Regions from separate parts of the Homo sapiens genome. Here all the other regions are linked to region 3. The links are chromatin contacts, found by Hi-C or POLR2A ChIA-PET in ENCODE. All regions are on one chromosome and are shown on one strand. The core of a region is the stretch at or near the end of the contact, and the rest is flanking DNA. Distances in the headings are between cores, read along the strand shown. Region 1 overlaps SETBP1 (SET binding protein 1). Region 2 overlaps SETBP1 (SET binding protein 1). Region 3 overlaps SETBP1 (SET binding protein 1).

Region 1 (2,864 bases), core at 165-2,664, 110 kb before region 3:
AAGACCAAAATAACTCTCGCTTATCTCCTATCTTGGAGCCTGAGACCTGAACAAACATTATGTAGAGGTAAGTGTAACTTGCCCAAGGTCAGCCCCATACTTAGCCTGAAGTCAACTCATCCACATTTCATGCACTTGCCTCCACTGATAGGCAGTGCTAGGCCTCTGCTGGATTTTTTCCATCCTTTGGTTCCTCAGTGAATCAATCAATTATTTGCTTGTGTTTATTGGACTTCAGCTGTATATTAATTAGCCATTGTGGTGGGCACTGTGGACGAGATCTGGCCTACAAGAAACTTTTATGTGTTGGAGAAGTAAAATCAAAGCTTGAGGATTTTTATGAACAGAATTATGACTGTCATTAACATCTTATATTTGTGTAGACATTTAAAATGGCTGTGTGTTCCCCATAATAGCTTTAATAGACAGGTGAGAACCTTTGTGTAAGAGTGGACAGGGCCTTTCCATAGGTTGTTCTCTCTGCTTGGGATTTTTCCTGTTCCCTCCACTAGCCTCCTATGCATGCCCCACCTAAACTTGGCCTTGTTCTGAAGTCAGATCAAGTATAGGTTTTTTTCCGAGAAGCCTTGCCTATTAGATCCTGCAGCCACCCCAGATCACAGAAATGCAGGCATGCGTAGAAACACATTCCTTACCTCCTAAAACTCATCTCCTAAAACTGCACTCTTGCGCATGTGTGTGCTTATTGAAATGATGTCTCTCTACCTCCAGGTTGTGAGCTGGGTGTAGGGAAACCACAAAGATTGCTGCAGCATCACAGGGATAGTAATATCGCAGATGAACCATGATCACACTAGGCTTGAAGAAGGAGGATCAGTTTCAGAATGTGTAGGTTTGCTGGGGATGCGGAGCTAAAAAGAGGGCACAAGCAAGCTCTGTTGGAGGTATACTTGATAGGAGCTGTGGCCTTTGGTTAAGGACACAGCTAGCCTGGGGTGACCCAGCATGGAGGAAGCTGGGAAAACAATACTTCTGACCTCACTCACCTCCCTTTTGTGATCTCCTGCTGGTGCCCCTTCTTGGCTAAAACCAAAGGGTAAAGGAACCTGAATGTGTAGGTATAGAAATCAGCATCACTGGCTAGATAGCAGACCAAGAGGCAAGGGCAAGATGTCCTGCCCAGTGTGGAAGCTACCCCAGTCTTTGTTCCTTTCATCTCCTTTTCAGGTCAGTACCTTGGAAACTGTGGACAGCTGTTCATGACTGACAAATCATTCCCTACCAGAGTTAATATTTACTCCCCTTTGGCTACTGGGACCTTAGGAACCAGGTGTGTGATGGGCAGGGAAATTGTCAAAACTCAGGCTGGTGGTTGTCAGTGGTTTCTCTGGCCTGAGGGAAGTGGATTTTTATTTTATGCTAGGAGACCTCAAGGCTAATTATTCACCAAGTTGTGGTGGCTACCGTCTTAGCCCAACATAAATTTTAAAAATGCCTGCTTTGGATGTCATTTCCTTTTGATGTTTGGGGTAAGTGATGCTTCTGCTTTCACTTTCTTTTGGGGGCTGGGAGTCCTTTAGAAGCAGCAATGAAAAAAGCAGGGATTTATATTGGGATTCTGTTTATAATTCTTGAAGGATATCTATCCCCATTCTCAGATTTGATCTTCACACCAACCCTGGTGGCCTTCCGAGCACGGATCCGACAATCAAAATGTAAATAAACAGTTTCAAAATGGCAAGAACTTTGAAGAAAACCTGTGGTGCTGGGAAGGGCAGGAAGCTTTCCTGATGCATCTGTGCAGAGGGGTGAGCAGGAGTGAGCCAGTGAATGGAGAAGGGAAGAGCAGCCCAGCAATGAGGACGTTTTTCCAAAAGACCCCAAGAGGGAGTAGTTATGGCTGAGGAAATTTTGAGGAACTGGAAGATCCATGTAGGTCCAATGAACTGATGAGAAACAGTGGGAAATGAGACTGGAGTGAGTACCTGCCCCATCCTTGTTGACCGGGAGAGAAAATTACTGTCCCTAGCTTAAAAGCAGTGGGTGCCATTAAAAGACACATGCACACGTATGTTTATTGCGGCACTATTCGCCAATAGCAAAGGCTTGGAACCAACCCAAATGTCCATCAATGATAGACTGGATAAAGAAAATGTGGCACATATACACCATGGAATACTATGCAGCCATAAAAAAGGATGAGTTCACGTCCTTTGTAGGGACATGGATGAAGCTGCAAACCATCATTCTCAGCAAACTACCATAAGGACAAAAAACCAAACACTGCATGTTCTCACTCATAGGTGGGAATTGAACAATGAGAACACTTGGACATAGGAAGGGGAATATCACACACCGGGGCCTGTCGTGGGGTAGGAGGAGCGGGGAGGGATAGCATTAGGAGATATACCTAATGTAAATGACGAGTTAATGGGTGCAGCACACCAACATGGCACATGTATACATATGTAACAAACCTGCACATTGTGCACATGTACCCTAGAAATTAAAGTATTTAAAAAAAAAAGGTTAAGTAGGGGCAGGACAAGATCAGATTTGTTTGTAAAGAGATCCTTCTGGAAGTTCTAGGCAGCTACTCTTGTAGCTTGAGTGAGGGTTGAGGATGGGGCATTAGACAGAGAATGAGACAGGTTTGGGATCTGTTTCGAGGTAGAAGAAAGGAACTTCTTGACAGGGACATGACTGCCTTTGGAAAGTCATCCAGTTGAAGTGTGACATGAGTACTGTCACTACACAGCCATACTCAGCAGTAGAAGCCTTGACTTTGTTACCAATGAGGAGTATGTGTGTGCATGTGCACAGGTTTGCATATGTGTGTGGATTTGTGTGTGTGTTTCTCAACATTGGGACCATTCATGGTTGAATGACTTTTGAAGGTTGAG
Region 2 (2,995 bases), core at 215-2,714, 87 kb after region 3:
AGGTGTGGGAATTCACCTCACAAGGAAGAAAAAGGTACTTTTCTTAAGTTTACCCAAAGGCACCTCTTGCATGTTGGGAGTAACACACATGTGAGTGTCAAAGGTATTGGCAATATAATGTGTCTTAAGCTGAGTGGCAGTAGACAACTGACCATGTTATTTACTTTTTTTTTTTTTTTTTTTTTTTTGAGATGGAGTCTTGCTCTGTTGCCCAGGCTGGAGTGCAGTGGCGCGATCTTGGCTCACTGCAAGCTCCGCCTCCTGGGTTCACGCCATTCTCCTGCCTCAGCCTCCCGAGTAGCTGGGACTACAGGCACCTGCCACCATGCCCGACTAATTTTTTGTATTTTTAGTAGAGACAGGGTTTCACAGTGTTAGCCAGGACGGTCTTGATCTCCTGACTTCGTGATCTGCCCACCTCGGCCTCCCTAAGTGCTGGGATTATAGGCGTGAGCCACTGCGCCCAGTCATTATTTACATTTTTAATGTACATTTTAAATGTGAATATGCAGACTTAATATGAAGACCACATTTTTAAAATGTACATGTCCAGGCTTTTGTGTGTGTGTGTGTGTGTGTGTGTGTGTGTGTGTGTGTGTGTGTATAAAATGTACATAGATAATTTAACATTTCTGTATTCATCCATTTATGCTGCTAGTAATTCGTAAAGAACAGAAATTTATTTATCATGGTTCTGGAGGCTGGGAAGTCCAAAATCAAGATGCTGGGATCAGTGTCTGCCAAGGACCTTCTTGGTGCATCCTCACATGGTGGAAGGTAAAAAACAAAGATGAACACTGTCTCCTCACAGGACAGAATAGCAGAAGAAAGCAAACCAACTCCCAAGAGCGCTTGTTGTATTATATAGCAGCATTAATCCATTCATGAGGGCAGGGCCCTAAACACTTCCCATTAGGCCCCATCTCCCAACACCGTTACAATGGGGCTTGTTTCCAACATCTGAATTTTATGGTCCACATATAGGCCATAACACTTACCAAATGATTTGAACTGATATTTTTTAGGAAAATGTTTTTACCAACTTTGAGAAATCAAATTTCAACAGGTCCACAGTGAAATTCAAATGAAGCTACCCCAAAAACCCAATACAGGGTTTATGTCTATTGAACATCAAGTAGCTACTGTTCTTGTTTCTTCCTCTCTCCCTCCCTCTTTTCTCTTCTTCTCTCTCAAAAAGTATAAAATACTTATGAGGCTGCAGAGAATACATGTTTCAATGAAGTCTGATAGCCAGGAGCAATATTTGCTGGGCACATGAAAAGTCTTCTCCAAAGAATGTCTCAGAGAATTACAGAGACTAGAGCCTGCTCACCCGGGGCCAGATTGTCAATACAGCAAGGCTCTCCATCTACAAGGTACTTAGGAGAAGAGGAACTTGTGGGGTGGAGTTCAGGCATCTGGGCAGAGCCAGCTTTCTCTCCTTGCCTCCATTCAGCTCTGTGGAGTCACCTCTAGGAGTGCTTCTCTGTCCACGTGTAGGCCTGACAGTGAAAGAGGAAGTATTTACAGACTGGATTTTAACTCTGTCAGGCACTGAAAAACTACCCATGAAGATGAAACTGCTAAACTGACTCTCAGAATCCTCCCCATTCATATCGAACTTTCTGATTTCCAAAGGGCTTTCCCATATGTTATCCCATTTGTGCTTCCACATACTCTGGGGGAAAGGGATAGAGCAGTAGGTACTAGCATTTCCATTTTACAAGATGGAGAACCTCAAGTCCTGAGAGGTGAAATGAGTCTTGTAACATCAAGTCAGGCAGATCTTTGGGCTGCTACTCCTATACTCTTCTTTTCCAGCCCACAGAGCACTGGATTAAGGCAGAGGCAAGGGAGAAGACAAAGGGAAAGAAGGAAAAGATATGAGGCTAGTGGAAGAAAAAGGGTAGGAAAAAGGCAAAATAATGGACACTCCTGTGCAAAAAGCAGTGAGATGGGTACAGGCAGGTCTCAGCTGACGGGAGTATCCCAGAGTGTTTCCTTCAAGACTCTTTATTGACTAGGGAAGATCAGATGAGAAAGAGGGGAAACACTTGCCATAACACAGGTGGCGTAATCAGGGATGAGGAGAACATCTTGGGAGAGTTTTGGACTAAGAGAGTTGAAGTGTAGGTCTCCCAGTTCCAGGAGCATCTCTTTGTTCTTTGTGTCACTGCATCCCCCATCAGGCTGACAGCATCTGCCCCTATGATACTAGCTGAGCCACCAGCCCTTCAAAATAGGCCTCCCTAGTCCTCTGTAGATATCACTCATAGGGACCATGATGTCAGGATGGCCTTAGGCCTTCCCAGAAACCTGCCATCTCGGGACTGCACTCTCCAGCAAGCACACACACCTTCCAGCATTGGAAGAAACCCAGGCCTTATGCTTGGCCTATTTGCCAGGTGGCTCCCAGCTCTAATCCTTAAATACTGCAGCCCATTGCCAGTGTTATGCTGAGTATTCCTGTGTAACTTTTCTGCAAAGTTCTAGCCAAGCCCTGGCAAGATGCAACTGAAGACAAAACAGTTTCCCCTTAGGTAGAGGTCACTATACAATGGAGCAATTCTTGAGATCTAAAGATCGAGGTTTTTAGACTAATGATTTGATCTCCATTGCATTAGTGTAAATTGGAAATGGATACCATATCTTTAATGCTAATTAGGCATTGCATTACTTAGTCTTCCAGGCCTCATGTAAATAACAATTAGCAATAATTTAGCAGTTGTACATGCTGGCATCTTCTAAGCCATACCATTGTATACCATTCCAAATTCCTTTGCATTAATTAGGATCATAAGCCAATCAGCACTAATTAGGAAGAAAATAAGTATAATAATAAATGAAACAAAATTAGTGATTTGTATCTGGTCGGTAGTTCCTTCCCTTTGCAGTTCATCAAATAGTCTTAATGCGTAGGAACTTCTTGTAATTGAAACTAATTATGAGGTTTCCCCTGCTACTTTGAGCCTCATGTTCAAATCCCACGAAGCTC
Region 3 (3,222 bases), core at 6-2,505:
CCTGGGCTGGAGTGCAGTGGCGTGATCTCAGCTTACTGCAACCTCCGCCTCCCGGGTTCAAGTGATTCTCCTGCCTCAGCCTCTTGAGTAGCTGGGATTACAGGCGCCCACCACCATGCTCATCTAATTTTTGTATTTTTAGTGGAGACAGGGTTTCACCAACTTGGCCAGGCTGGTCTTGAACTCCTCACGTCGCCACCTCGGCCTCCCAAAGTGCTGGGATTACAGGTGTGAGCCACCACACCTGGCCCCTCCTCCTTTTCTTCTTTCTCCTTCTCCTTCTTCTTCTCCACTTTCTTCTTTTGCATGTGTATATCAGCTTTTCCCAGCACTATTTATTTATTGAAAAGACTTATTCCCCATTATATTATATTAGCACCCATGTCAAAAGTCAATGAGCAATAAGTATCAGGGTTTATTTCTGGACAATCAGTTCTGTTCTATTGATTTATATGTCTTTTCTTATGCCAGTGTCACACTCTTGACTGCAATAGCTTTGTAGAAATTTTAAAATTGGGAAGTGTGAGTCCTCCAACCTTGTTCTTTTTCAAGATTGTTTTGGCTATTCTAGGTCCATGGCATTTCAATATGAATTTTAGGGTCAACTTGTCAATATCTGTAGAAAGGCTCTCCTAGATTTGTTAATGCTCTCCTAGATTTGCTAAGCCTCAATTTTCTCACGTATTTAAAAAGATTGGTAATTCATGTCCTGTAGAGTACTTGTGAAGCCCCCCAAAATATAACTCTGCTTTAAATGTTTAAAATACTAATTTCAAATCCACATTTTATATTGTTTATCTCATTTTATAAAATTCAACCAATTTTAATCCTCATTTTCAGAAAAATATATTTTTGCCATATTTATTAACCTAGCATTGTCATCATCACACCTCTGGACTCACTGAAAACTGTGACCTTTCCCAGCTTACACAAGGACCAGATTGGTTCTACTGCCAGGTACCTGTGTTAGAATTGAAGAATTCTAGATGTGTAAAGGAAAATGGCCTCACCTACCTTAAGGTGGGATGTGGTTACTCTCAGAAAGGTGAGAAGGAAGGAGCAATTGAAAGGAAGGATGAGTAAGGAGAAATGGGGAACTTCTTTAACTGCTGGCAGTGTGTAGAGAATTAGACTGAAAGTGGCTTGTCTTCAGAGGCTGGTATCTGGAGGGCAAGGCCGAGGAGAAAATGTGTTCCTGCTTGCTACTCCACCTCTAGCTGGAAAGCCCCATTATTTGAATGGACCAGAATCCAGTAATCCAGTTTGTAGGTGTCTGCTCGGCTGTCATTTGTTCTCCTGGCTGACTGCAAATATAACTCAGAGTGATGAAGATTACAAGGAAGAGTATCTTGGCCAAGGTCCAAGGCTCTGAGGTTTTCTCATTCAGTCTGTCCTCTGAACTTAGGAGGGAGTATCGTACCAATTCTGCTGCTAGGCTCAGAGTAGTCTAAAGCAGAAAGCAATCAAACCACAGCTTTTTCTCTTCTCCTGTCCCAACTATTTATAGTAACCGATGCTACTGTCACAGTTATCTTAGCTCACGTTCACTGAAAGTAAGACCTTATGCTATGCATTACCTTCATATGAAGTCAGCACAGTTATTATTATCCTGATTCTACAGATGACAAAACCAAGGCACAGACAGGTTATGTATTTTGTCAAAATTATAAATATTTAAAGGGGAGTATGTCCAGGATTGATCCGAGACGTACCATGCTATACCATGTCAACCCTCTTCTGTTTCTTGTCTCTGTAGCTCAAATAGCATTTTCTCAATTTGGCTATACTTGGAGAATCACAGAATTAGCTTACAACCCTCAGGAATTAAGACTCTTAAGAGCAGTGGCCTAATTTCATTTCTTCAAGGAAGCACCTTCCAAGATTCCGTAGATTACACTATGGTTTCTTGTCTATGAATTCCTATTGCATTCTTTCAAGAAGTCAGCACCTGAGTCCATAACTATCGGATGGGTGTTTCTGAAGGCTGAGAACTGCCCGCCGTCTGGGTTACTGGCATCATTGACAATGCCGAGACATGCCTCTTCCTCTCTGAGATTGTTGTTAACTGGAGCAGGAGGTTCTCACTAAAAACATGCCGACTCCCTCCTATGGCCTTCATGATGTAACCATCATACACATTGCTGCTGTTCTATAATAATAGGTCACCATTCAGGGACAAACAGCAATGACTGACTCATTCAAGAGATGGCGAAGGGGTGAGCGGAGGGATGACCAGGTAAAGAAAGGTGTTTTTTAGCATTTTTCCTTACCTCAGAGCTCCATTGAAACCAAATCTGGATTGACCTGATTTTCCAAACCTTTATGTCTTTGATGGAGTCAGGAAGATGAAAGAAGCTGTTGTCTGTACAACCTATTTCCCCTTCTGTGAGTTGAACTGAATTGAAACTGCTCCATGTTTATCAAAGATCAGGCAAAGATATGAGCAATGTCCTGATGTCAGTGATACGGGCCAGTGTCCTGCCCATGGTCAGCATCCTGGGTCTCCATTATTGGAAGGCCTTAACATCTTCATGAGCAACCCTTTTCTTCCCCCAGAGGAAACTAAATTTCTTGCCCTGTCATACTAAAAACCTAGAGGGGGTTTTATCTATTTTACTTTGTTTTGTAAGCGTACATAAGAACTCCTGATTTCATTTTATGTTGTTAATAGTGGGTAGGGTTGTTTCTACTTTTAGCTCTCCTCTAGTGCCTCCCCACAGGGAAATCAGCCTCTGGTCCCTCCATGTGTTCAAGTGTACAGGCCTCTGGTTGCCCCCTGCCCCTCACACCCTTTTCATCCACCCTACATTATTCTAACTTGCCACTCTCTGAAGTTATGGAAGGTGAAGGCCAGGGAAATTGTGGGTATCAATATAGGACTTTGATTTTCATACCCCCTTGTGTATGTACATGCATTAGTGCTGTGTAACACAGGCTGTAATTTCTTTGGGAAAGAAAGGAAAAGTGAGAAACAGTTTCCATAAAATAAAAAGACCATTGGACCTGGCTCAAATTTGGAGTGGGGGAGGGAGGATCCCTTACCTGAAAATGTTGTATCTGTGATGAGTCATCTTGGTCTAATATGATTACCCTCATTTTCTATGGTGTATCTTTAGCTCTTTGAGGCTTCTATTATTGAAATACTACTAGCTCCATAAGTGGAACCTGTCTTAGAGTATATAACTGAGAGAGAATTTATATTAGGTTGGTGCAAATGTAATT

What was found. Hi-C counts contacts between places; a loop is a spot of excess contacts on that map. ChIA-PET counts read pairs that join two places held with the same protein, here RNA polymerase II (POLR2A). Pooled maps may share reads with other maps.
Region 1: a loop to region 3 is called in a map with no recorded cell type, with 6 times the contacts of the local background. The contact joins two enhancer-like sites. A Hi-C loop is called at or near these places in 3 of 168 maps with a recorded cell type or tissue (Caco-2, body of pancreas and heart left ventricle), 3 of 37 single-sample maps with no recorded cell type and 11 of 50 pooled maps. POLR2A ChIA-PET finds 5 or more read pairs at or near these places in 2 of 52 experiments (Caco-2 and activated CD4-positive, alpha-beta memory T cell).
Region 2: a loop to region 3 is called in a pooled map, with 2.0 times the contacts of the local background. The contact joins two enhancer-like sites. A Hi-C loop is called at or near these places in 1 of 50 pooled maps. POLR2A ChIA-PET finds 5 or more read pairs at or near these places in 4 of 52 experiments (B cell, CD4-positive, alpha-beta T cell, GM12878 and 1 more).

Annotation. Positions count from the first base shown.
Region 1 is chr18:44,798,802-44,801,665 of GRCh38, forward strand. All of the region lies in intron 2 of SETBP1 (SET binding protein 1), which reads left to right. Among named protein-coding and RNA genes, the nearest start is that of SETBP1, 120 kb to the left of the region's middle. Within about 2 kb of position 1,415, at least 3 of the 41 ENCODE cell types and tissues checked have a DNase peak (open chromatin) inside an H3K27ac peak, as active enhancers do.
Region 2 is chr18:44,994,972-44,997,966 of GRCh38, forward strand. All of the region lies in intron 4 of SETBP1 (SET binding protein 1), which reads left to right. Among named protein-coding and RNA genes, the nearest start is that of MIR4319, 26 kb to the left of the region's middle. Within about 2 kb of position 1,465, at least 2 of the 41 ENCODE cell types and tissues checked have a DNase peak (open chromatin) inside an H3K27ac peak, as active enhancers do; they include B cell, where a contact is called at or near this core.
Region 3 is chr18:44,908,101-44,911,322 of GRCh38, forward strand. All of the region lies in intron 3 of SETBP1 (SET binding protein 1), which reads left to right. Among named protein-coding and RNA genes, the nearest start is that of MIR4319, 60 kb to the right of the region's middle. Within about 2 kb of position 1,256, at least 2 of the 41 ENCODE cell types and tissues checked have a DNase peak (open chromatin) inside an H3K27ac peak, as active enhancers do; they include B cell, where a contact is called at or near this core.